Linked DNA regions of Homo sapiens: region 1 is linked to region 2. Evidence: read pairs that join two places in POLR2A ChIA-PET (ENCODE). Cell type or tissue: OCI-LY7. All regions are shown on one strand. Each heading gives the region's core, and the rest is flanking DNA. Links, peaks and the distances in the headings are about the cores only.

The links. Peaks named below come from ENCODE experiments on the same cell type or tissue, not always from the same donor. Only the 100,000 strongest peaks of a DNase experiment are listed, where the experiment ranks them.
Region 1: POLR2A ChIA-PET joins it to region 2 with 11 read pairs; 2 of 35 experiments call an interaction of 5 or more read pairs at or near these places.

Annotation. Positions count from the first base shown.
Region 1 is chr9:122,938,449-122,943,828 of GRCh38, forward strand. RABGAP1 (RAB GTPase activating protein 1) reads left to right here and starts at 2,572. Exons shown (of 26, transcript NM_012197.4): 1 at 2,572-2,645. LOC105379839 (a long non-coding RNA gene) reads right to left here and starts at 2,800. Exons shown (of 2, transcript XR_001746924.3): 1 at 2,691-2,800; 2 at 2,128-2,487. RefSeq lists enhancers at 2,112-2,181, 2,371-3,095 and silencers at 2,342-2,501, 2,512-2,841. In OCI-LY7, for the core only: no CTCF peak of the experiment used is centred there; DNase peaks (open chromatin) are centred at 2,453 and 2,813; H3K4me3 peaks cover 2,290 bases; H3K27ac peaks cover 1,547 bases.
Region 2 is chr9:123,231,221-123,236,600 of GRCh38, forward strand. The region is part of intron 2 of STRBP (spermatid perinuclear RNA binding protein); the gene reads right to left. Among named protein-coding and RNA genes, the nearest start is that of STRBP, 35 kb to the right of the region's middle. RefSeq lists an enhancer at 2,675-2,754. In OCI-LY7, for the core only: no CTCF peak of the experiment used is centred there; DNase peaks (open chromatin) are centred at 3,054, 3,851 and 4,461; H3K4me3 peaks cover 1,218 bases; H3K27ac peaks cover 3,710 bases.

The sequences.
Region 1 (5,380 bases), core at 245-5,244, 290 kb before region 2:
GTACAAAGTCACTTACTGAAAAAAAGTTGAGCATATTTGGAAACCAAAATTCATTTTCTGTGAATGGGATATCAATATATAGCATTGGTAGGCATTGAAACAGACTATAGTCTATTTTTAAAATGGATTAGATGATAAAAACAACATGTATGTCATCACTAATCCAGTGGTCAATATTAGCATAACTCTGTAAGATACAATAAATGTTATATCTATTGTAGATACAATGTTATGTATCTAACATAATATCTAACATGTTAGATTCATAACGTTGTATGTAATATAATGAAACATGAAGTATAACCTGTCACTTGTGAGGTATACTAGTCTGATATGTTTGACTTGAATCCACTGAGTCTTCAAATATAACTTTCTTGTTCAAGAAATACAAGGCTTGCAGGAACAAGCTCAATGACTTCATGAGGAAGCAACCACTCAGATAAAAACATTTTGCACTTCAAGTGGCCTGATTTCTACAGTGAACAAGAATCTTTTAATTTTTTTTTAAGTGCCATAATTAAAAAGTCAAGGGATGTAACCAGATGGAATGTATGGTCCTGAATTGGATAATTTGGGTATACTGGTTGTAGAAAAATATAATTTGGTCAACAGAATATTTGATTGTAGTTAGGTATTATGTGAGAGGAAATTTTCCTGTAACATTACTGAGTTAAGAAAGCCAACTGTAAAAATAACTTTAGATGGATAGAAAATGTGAATGTGATCTAGGAATTAGGTGAGAAGAAAATGTACTGAAATAAGGTAGATATTTTTAATTGAAAAAGGAGATGACTAAAGTGATCTCATTTTGAAAAAAAAAATACACACACACAGAAGGATATACTCTAAAGTATTAACATTGGCCCTGGGAATGCCATGGTTTTTTTTTGTTTTTCATTAAAACATAGAGACACGGTCTCACTATGTTGCCCAGGCTGGTCTCGAACTCCTAGGCTCAAGCCATCCTCCCACCTCAGCCTCCCAAAGTGTTAAAATTACAGGCATGAGCCACCACACCTGGCCTTTTTTATTAAAAAAAATTTTTTTTAAATGCAATGTTTTCTTTTTTTGTTGTTGTTTTAGCTTGTGTCTATTCTCCAAAGCATGTTGTACTGATTGTGTAGTACAATTTTATTTAAAAATGTATGTTAAGATTTACATAAATATTTGGGGTGTCCATGAATCAAGAAATACATGAAAGTATGGGCACCAAAACGTTAAAAGTGGTTTTGTTGGGAGTTCAGGGGATTTTACTTTCTCCCTAATACTTTATTCTTTGAATATCTTGAAATGGATATTTTGTAACTGTATAAGGAGAAAGGAAGCGAAACTATTTTTCTGCAGGGGTACACCCACATCTATTGTATTAGACAAATCACAGAGGGATTGCAACAGAACACAGATTTTTCTCACTGTTTTTTCTCTGGTTGATCGGGATGCATTATCCACCAGAAAACACTGTAGACGACTCACTCACCAGGAAAAGAGCATATGCCAGTTGGAATAAATAAAGGGGAAGAGTAAGGAAGAGGCTGTAGAATTATTTTATAAATTATCAAGTCTTATGAGCCAGGTGCAGTGGTGCATGCCTATGTACAGTCCCAGCTACTCAGGAGGCTGAGGTGGTAGGATAGCTTGAGCCCAGGAGTTCGAGGGTGGAGTGTGATATGATCGTCTGTGAATAGCCACAGCACTGCATCCTGGACAAGATAGGGTCTCTTTAAAAATAAGACTTAACTAGCACTTTAATAATCATTGTTTTTGTTCCCAACTGCATTGTACATTCATTGAGGACAGGGACTTTAAACTTCATTATATTGCTGTTGCTGTGTTTCACCTTTGAATGATTTTTAAATAAAAATCTCATCTTTGAGTCACAATCTGATGTAACCTTGTCCATTTCTGTCCTCTTGTGTGCCTTAAATGCCTTTAGGCAGCTGTGTTGTACCAGTGGTTTTAGGACTTGGCAGTCGGAAGTTTTGACTTCTAGACTGGATTCTGTAACTAAAGCTAAATTACTTTATAAAAGGAGAAAAATGGTACCATTCTGACGGGTTTGTGGTGAAGCTGAAATGAGATAGCCACATAAAGAACCATCACAATCCCTGACACACCGTGCGCCCTCAGTAAATGCCAGGTGAATTTTATTACACTGTGAAGTACTGATTTTCAAACAGGACTTGCACATGAAAGGTGAGCAGGGGGATTCCTTGCTCAAGCACCAGTACTCTGGGGTTGTACCCTTTGTTAGGCTCAACAGGTACTACCCAGTCCGCTTCCATCGTCCCCAGTCCCGGCTGCAGTCACGTAGTTGGCTGTCCAACTCCAAATACACAAGACAGCCCAGGTCCAGCTCACAGCCAGTGCACTTCGCGCAGGCGCACAGTCCTGAGGCGGGCTGAAAGCCCAGGTGGGGCTCGGAGAAGAGGAAGCTCCGCCTCGCTTCCCGGTATTGGGCCAATAGGGTCGCTCGTCATGGTCGCAGACCTATGAGACGGGGCAGGGGGCGGGGCGGAGGGCGGAAGAAGTCGCTCTCACGTGAGTAAAGGGGTGGGGGGGCGGGGACAGGGCGGTTTGGGAGGCCCAGGCGGCGGAGCCTCCGGGACGGCGAGCGGCGGGCGGCGGAGGAGGAGACGGCAGGTCGGGTAGGGCCGTGTTTCCCCTCCTCCTCCTCCCACCCTCCTACCTACCAACCCCAGGGGTATTTTCCGACGGCCCCTGCGGGGAGCCAAGCTGTCTTCTCATCCCGCGGGGTCGGGCCAGTGGAGCTGCTCTCAGCTCCCTCGACGGGCCGAGTTCTGAGGGGAGCCGTGATTGGGGGGAGGGGGAACTGCGACGGAGGGGAGAGGGCGCATGCGCAGGCTGGGCCGCTCTGGGAGCCCCTGCCCAAACCGGTTCCCCCTGTCTGTGTGGGTGCCGGTCTTCTGAGTCTTGCGTTTTTGGCCCTCCCTCTGGTCCCCCAGCAAAGCCGGTTTGTGTCTTGACTTTAATGTTTTATGCTTGGTCCTATTTGGGAATCCAGCCGCTCCCCCCCGCCTCAGTTTCTCCCCATTGCTCACTAGGCCTGTATCTGTGACTTAAGCTAGCCTGGGCCTCAGGCTGTCCTGGGCTGCGCCTAAATTTCAAAGACTTGCTAGTTTTCACTGTCGCTTTGCCATCTCAGGTTGGTCTTTCAGTCTCATTTCCCCGTCTGCAATTAAAGCGTTCTTGGCATCCCAGTCTTCTCATCTCCTTGAAGCAGCTACCCCAGTACCTCATCGCTGTGTCTTTTGATTATCCGCACCCTTAGGGTTTTACGTGTTGAGCCAAAGGATAACCTCAAGACTTCCAGGAGTTCGCTGTCCATTGCCTGGTAGTACTTTGGTCTCTGCTCTTCTGCATCCAGACTGTTTATCATCTGCTCCTGCGTTTCACGCATCTGCATACCTTTGGTTACTCGAGAATTCTTTTTTGGAAACAAATGTCCTAGGAGACCGTGTTAAGTGATCATGCTGCTAGTGTTCCCGCTACTAGTGCTCCGTTAGTTTTAAATCATGTTCCAACTTGAATTTGAGGTCTTTTGACTTTCGTTGGCTTTTTGTCAGGGAAAAAAACCTGTTAGGGACAGGGTTTCACAATTCCTTTTATATTTCCATTCACATGTATTTACAAACGTGTGCCTGGAGTAGTAAGTACACAATAAGTGAGTTTCCAGCTGTTTTTGTTTCGGAAACAAAAAACAAAACAAAACAAAACAAAAAAACAACGGAAGGTGAATGGAATTGTGTTTGTAACATTAAACTGATGTTTGAAAAGTAGTTGGGAAAAAAAGCTTAGGTACTAAGGAGGGTTCATCCAACTTTTTTTTAAACGAAGGACGTGTTGCCTTAGTTCAAGTTTGTATAAGGTGCTATTTAATATGTATTGAAGACTTAACTAGAGCTTACTTATGAAAACTGAAAATAGGGGCCGGGTGCGTTCACGCCTGTGATCCAGCATTTTAGGAGGTTGAGGCGGGTGGATCACAAGGTCAGGAGTTCGAGACCAGCCTGTCCAATATGGTGAAACCAGGTCTCTACTGAAAATACAAAAATTAGACGGGCGTAGTGGCAGGCGCCTGTAGTCCCAGCTAATCGGGAGGCTGAGGCAACAGAATCGCTTGAACCCGGGAGGCAGAGGTTGCAGTGGGCCGATATTGTGCCATTGCACTCCAGTCTGAGCAACAGAGCGAGACTCCGTCTCAAAAAAAAAAAAAAAAAAACACAAAAAAACAAAATAGGGAAGAGAAGTCTTTATAAATCTTCCTGTGTAGAGTTCACTTTGTATTAATAAAATTTCAATCCATGATTGATTTTTATGTATTGGTAACATTTAAAATTCATATGTAATTTTAATTCAAGATATTAACTCAGATTCATAATTAAAGTTGAAATATTTGTGGCGTGAGGTGATTCATGCTTGTAATCCCAACACTTTGGGAGTCTGAGGTGGGAGGACTACTTGAGTTGAGAAGTTCAAGACTGCAGTAAGCTATGATGGGTGCCACTGCACTCTAGCCTGGGTAACACAGCCAGTTCCCATCAAAAAATAAAAAATAAAAAAACAACAAAAAATCTGAGATATAGTCATGTTGTGGTGCACTTTCTTTTTTTTTTTTTTTTTTTTTTTTTTTTTGAGACTGAGTTGTGCTCTTGTTGCCCAGGCTGGAGTGATCTTGGCTCACTGCAACCTCCGCCTCCTGGGTTCAAGGAACTGATTCTCCTGACTCAGCTTGGGATTACAGGCGTGTGCCACCACGCCTAGCTAATTTTTTGTATTTTTACTAGAGACGGGGTTTCATCATGTTGGCCAGGCTGGTCTTGAACTCCTGACCTCAGGTGATCCACCTGCCTCAGCCTCCCAAAGTGCAGGGATTACAGGCGTGAGCCACTGCGCCCGGCCACACTTTCTTTTAATTGAGTGTTATGATTCAGTTTACAGTTAACGCATTGACATTAATAGGTATATATTTGTTTGGAAAGTTAACCTATCAGCTATGTGCATTTTGGCATTTTTGGCATAGTATTTTGTTTGCAGTTTATAAGAGTTGTAGTAATGTAGTGGGAACAGAGACACCTGTTTCCTACCTTTTCTGCTGCATATTGAGAGAACTGTATTATGCACTTTATCTACATGAGGGGCATGGTTTTCCACACAATTTATTAACTGAACTTTGTAGCCCAGCTTCTTTTAAAGAAGTCTGTTGGCTGGGCGCGGTGGCTCACGCCTGTAATCCCAGCACTTTGGGAGGCCAAGGCAGGCGGATAACAAGGTCAGGAGATCGAGACCATCCTGGCTAACACTGTGAAACCCCGTCTCTACTAAAAATACAAAAAATTAGCCAGGCGTGGTGGCAGGTGCC
Region 2 (5,380 bases), core at 326-5,325:
TTTCACCTGTTATTAGCAGCCTATACTCCTCTATTGCACTTCCAATTTTACTGCACTTCCAACTGCCTTCCACACATCTCCATCTGGAGGGTTGACTCCAAATATAAAAGTCCAATCCTAAAGTCAGTATCTTCTTTCCCAAACTTATTTTCTCTTGTTCCTTTCTGGTCTTTTAGATTGTGAAATATAACTTACAGATGGAAAAATGCATAAAACATATAAGCGCAATTTAATAATCCTTAAACAGTACCCTCATAGTTATCAGCCAAATCAAGAAATATAACACTGCCAGCACCACAGTCTCCCATATTTCTTATCTTGGCTAGTATACCAATTAATCCAGTTACTCAAGTCAGGAGACCAGGGACATCATCTTAAGATTCCTCCCCTTCTCCTGACATCAAATAAATCACAAGTACTAAAGATTTTACTACCAAATTATCTCCCCTCCTCTTTTTTACTGCCATTTTCTTAGTCTAAGTCCTCAAAAGATTTTCTGTCTCTGCCCCACTTGCCTCCAGTTCATTCCATGAAATGATCTCTTAAGGAAATAAATCTGTCACCCACCTTCCCTGACTCCCCATATCTTAACAAGATAGAGTTCTTCATAAACTGGCCTGGATCTCCCTCTCTCTGGTCTCTAATGAACCTACCCCACTTCAAAACTTATACTGCGAATGTACCAATCTCCTTACAGTTACCTAAACACACTATGCCATTTCCTATCTTTCTCCTACTGTTCTTCTATAAGGAATATCCTTCCTTCCCACTGTTGTACTTGAATTCATCTTTCAAAACCCAACTTAGCCAGCTGGATGCAGTGGCTCACACCTGTAATCACAGCACTTTGGGAGGCTGAGGCAGGTGGATCACTTGAGGTCGGGAATTCGAGACCAGCCTGGTCAACATGGTGAAACCTCGGCTCTACTAAAAATACAAAAATTAGCCAGGCTTGGTGGTACATGCTTGAAATTCCAGCTACTTGGGAGGCTGACGCAGGAGAATCGCTTGAACCAGGAGGCGGAGGTTGCAGTGAGCCGAAATCACACCACTGCACTCCAGCCTGGGTGACAGAGTAAGACTCCATCTCAAGAAAAAAGAAACAAAAAAACCTTAGCCGACAATTTCTCCAGGAAGCTGACCCTGCCCCTATTCCATCTATTTCTATAGCCTGTTCTTGTCTGCACCAGTATTTATCACATTGTAGTTATAAACCATTTTCAGTGTCAGCCCAGGTTACAACAGCCCCATACTTGTTCTGGGAATTGTCTCTTCCATCCCTCCTACTTCATTCCATTCACAAAAGTGAGCTTCCAACAGCTCAGCCCTCAGGCAAGCTGAACCAGGGTGGGGCCAGATTCTACCTCCCAGGAATTTGGAATGAAATTAACAGAGAAAACTGGTATGTCTATGTGGCTGAGAATTGTTAGATGTAAAATAAAAGCTCTACGGACAGCCATGTTCTACCATTTGTACTAAAAAGAGAAAAAAGTACATCTTCGAAGAAAAAGAACGAAATGGGCAGAGTTAGGAAAAAACAGTCCTGTGAGCCTTCTGGTTCTTGGTTCCAGCCCTTCCCAAAGCCCCACTGAATTCCTGCCCTCAGGTTCTGTAAGGAAGACCGATTATCTGTAGAAGACAGCTGATTCTTATTTGCAACTAAAAGCTCCAAATAAAACACTACGTTTTTAGACATCTCTTCTATTTATCCTACTAGCACCATGAAGGCAGAAACTGTGTCTTACTCATCTCTCTATCTGCAAGACTAGCAAAGACCCTGAAAAATGCCAGATGCTCAATTAATGACTGTCATCCATGGCACACTAACAGTTATACATTTTTATGTATGTAAATTTTTTCCTCCTTTTTAAAGACAGGGTCTTGCTTTGTCATCTATGCTGGGAGTGCAGTGGCGTGAACATAGCTCATGGCAGCCTAGTACTCCTGGGCTCAAGTGATCCTCTCACATCAGCTTCCCAAGTAGCTGGACTACAGGCGCATACCACCACATCTGGCTAATTTCTTTATTTTTTTAGAGATGGGGGGGTCTCACTACGTTGCCCAGGCTAGTCTCAAACCCCTGGCCTCAAACAATCCTCCCGCATCAGCTTCCCAAGAGTCATTAGGGTTACAGGCCTGAGCCCCTATGCCAGGCTTATGTATATAAATTTGAACTTTAAGAAGTGTTAACAAGTATCAAACTCCAGCTAATTATATGTATGTCAAAATGTTTAGGGGTAAACTGTAAGGATGTCTGCAGCTTATTTTGAAATGAAGCAAAAAGTAAGATGTAATGAAGGTTAAATAGTGGAGTGAATAGATGCATAGATGTAAGATACAGTTAATGAAAGATAATGTTAATTGCAGAATATAGGCTGCACTAATTGCAGAATATATGGAGGTTCACTATACAACTCTTCCAACTTTTTGCATGTTTAAGCTTTTTCATAATAAAATGTTTGGAGAAAAATGTAACAGCAATACATCTGCATTGATTTACATGGGAAAGTCTACATAAATAAACATGCTCATGTTAGCTCATTTCACTGCCCTCTGCCATGAAATGGGAATTCAAAGAACTTTAATAATAGGTGACTCTCCTTTCATTGCACAGTACATTTTCAAAGTGTTTTGTCTTTTCAGTTCACATGCTTCTTTTAAAGTGACAACAGCAAGGCACAATTAAAATGTAAAACTAGGCCGGGCGCGGTGGCTCACGCCTGTAATACCAGCACTTTGGGAGGCCAAGGCGGGCAGATCACGAGGTCAGGAGATTGAGACCATCCTGGCTAATACGGTGAAATCCCGTCTCTATTAAAAATACAAAAAAATTAGCCAGGCGTGGTGGCGGGCGCCTGTAGTCCCAGCTACTCAGGAGGCTGAGGCAGGAGAATGGCATGAACCCGGGAGGCAGAGTTTGTGGTGAGCAGAGATCACACCACTGCACTCCAGCCTGGGCGACAGAGCGAGACGCCGTGTCAAAAAAAAAAAAAAAAAAAGAAGTAAAACTAAATACTTCTAATTTCATGTCTCCTTTAAAACTAGTTTTGGAAAACATTAAAATTAGATAGGCTAATTCAAACCAGTTTTCTGTTACCAAGACTATTCAGAAGACAAAAAAAAAAAAGAGCTGGCAACTTTAATACTGTTAAGTTTCTCTTCACAAGACAGAAAAAACTGAGAATCACAGACTGTTAAAACTGGTCAAAAAGACTAATACTGTACAGGATCCTTACTTCCCAAAAAGAAAACTAAGACCCAAAGAGATAAAATATCCTGCCCAAGACCACCAAGTAACTTTGTAGCAAGGCTCAGACTCAAAACCTGGACTTATCACTAAAAATCTAGTGTTCTTCCCATCCTAGTTGGTAGTCTTAAATCCTGTTTTGTTTTGTTTTTTCAAAAGTAATAGTATATAAAGTGCCTAGTCTCAGCATAAACATTTTGTATTTGTTCAGGCCGAGCGAGGTGGCTGATGCCTGTAATCCCAGCACATTGGGAAGTTGAGGGAAGCAGATCACTTGAGGTCAGGAGTTCAAGACCAGCCTGGCCAAGATGGTAAAACCCTACCTCTACTAAAAATACAAAAATTAGCCAGGCATGGGGGTGCACACCTGTTATCCCAGCTACTTGGGAGGCCAAGGCAGGAGACTCGCTTGAACCTGGGAGGCAGAGGTCGCAGTCAGCTGAGCCTGGGCAACACAGACTCCATCTCAAAAAATAAAAAAAAAGTTTAAAAAAATTTTTTTTGTATCTGTTCAACTGGCTTTTTTTTTGGGGGGGGGGGGTACTGGGTATTCAGGTTATAAATACAAGTGAACACCGGAAACACATTACAACCAGTATTCAAATGACATACCTTATGTAACCACTGAAACTGAACTTCACTAAAATGACCTGAAAGTGTTTTTCCATCAATTTAGGCAAATAAAGAGGCAATGACAGAATTTTAACAACACACTTGCCAGCATTCCTTGTCTGTGGTAGAAGGCCAAAATTTTGCATGTAACTTTTCTAAAAAGTAGGTAACACAAAGCTACAGAAGTTGAAGGATAAGCCTTTTTTAATTTAGGTTTTTTTTTTTCATTTTGCAAATAAATCAATATGTGTATGTTAAAATAATGGATTACAGAGATACAGATAACTGTATCCTTGCAAAACCACTGAAAGAATGCTAGTCCCAGTTAGACTTCACTGAATTTATGATACAACCACTTTTATTTCTATTGTGATTGTCAGACAACTGAAAATCTAATTAAAATCTGTATGAACTAAGAGCAACTTCAGGAAAAAAAAAAAAAAAAAAGTTATCCCAAAGACAACTGAAAATCTAAGTAGAATCTGGATGAAGAGACAAGTTCAGCAAAAAAAAAAAAAAAAAAAAAAAAAAAAAAAAGTTATCCCAGAGAGCTATTGGTTGGTCATTAACCACATGCAAAAAGAATGGCACTCTTTGTCTGATCTCTTCCCTTTCATAGCAAAACTGAAGCTGTAAAGAATGTCTAAAGGGTAGTCTATGGAAAATTAAATTGAAGTCATGTTATTTCTATCTATTAAAATTCAGCTATACTAAAGTCACTTCTGAAATGATTTAGGAATAGAGCGCTCAGCAAAATAAACTTCCAAGAAAAATAATCAAAAATAAGAACACCAGAATGAGTTTGCTACCTGTTCTATTAAAATAGGAATGTGTAAAAGGCTCCATCTTACTTTCTGATTAATAATCCATCTGCACAAATACTTAATATGTGTCATAGTCCACAGCTTCCAATCTCTAAATCAGATTACCACAAACTCTACAACTTAACATGCACTAGCAAGAACATTTCAACACACTTTGAATACAAAAATACTCAAAATACTGAGGAATGGTACCTTACCTTCTAGTGTCAGCAAGGAGAAAGGACTCCTCCAGCTGCTCTAAAGTAGAAAATGTTCCCAATTTCTTGAGTACCATATAGTATAAAGTGGTTTTATCACATAGTACAGCAAAATTATTGGTGAAATTATATGAACACTGTATTTCACAATACATGCTACTTACTAAGAAAAAAACATTAAGTGCCCCAATATTTAATTTCTATTTTTATTTCCTATTTTATTTCTATTTCATTTGCTCATTTTACATGTCACTTTACCGTAAGCAAGTCTATAAAAGTATAATTTTTAAAGAGAGTAAAATCTCTGCTACCCGGTATTACATAAACTGACATATCTAAAACATGGCGTCATTTGTGAACATCATGATGACAGTGAGGCAATACAAGTTCTTAACGTACTTTCTGAATCTTCAAAATGACATCAAATTATCAATAATTCTCATCAAATGATAGTAATTTGCCAGCATAGTATATTGGACATTGGTGATATTAGACACCCT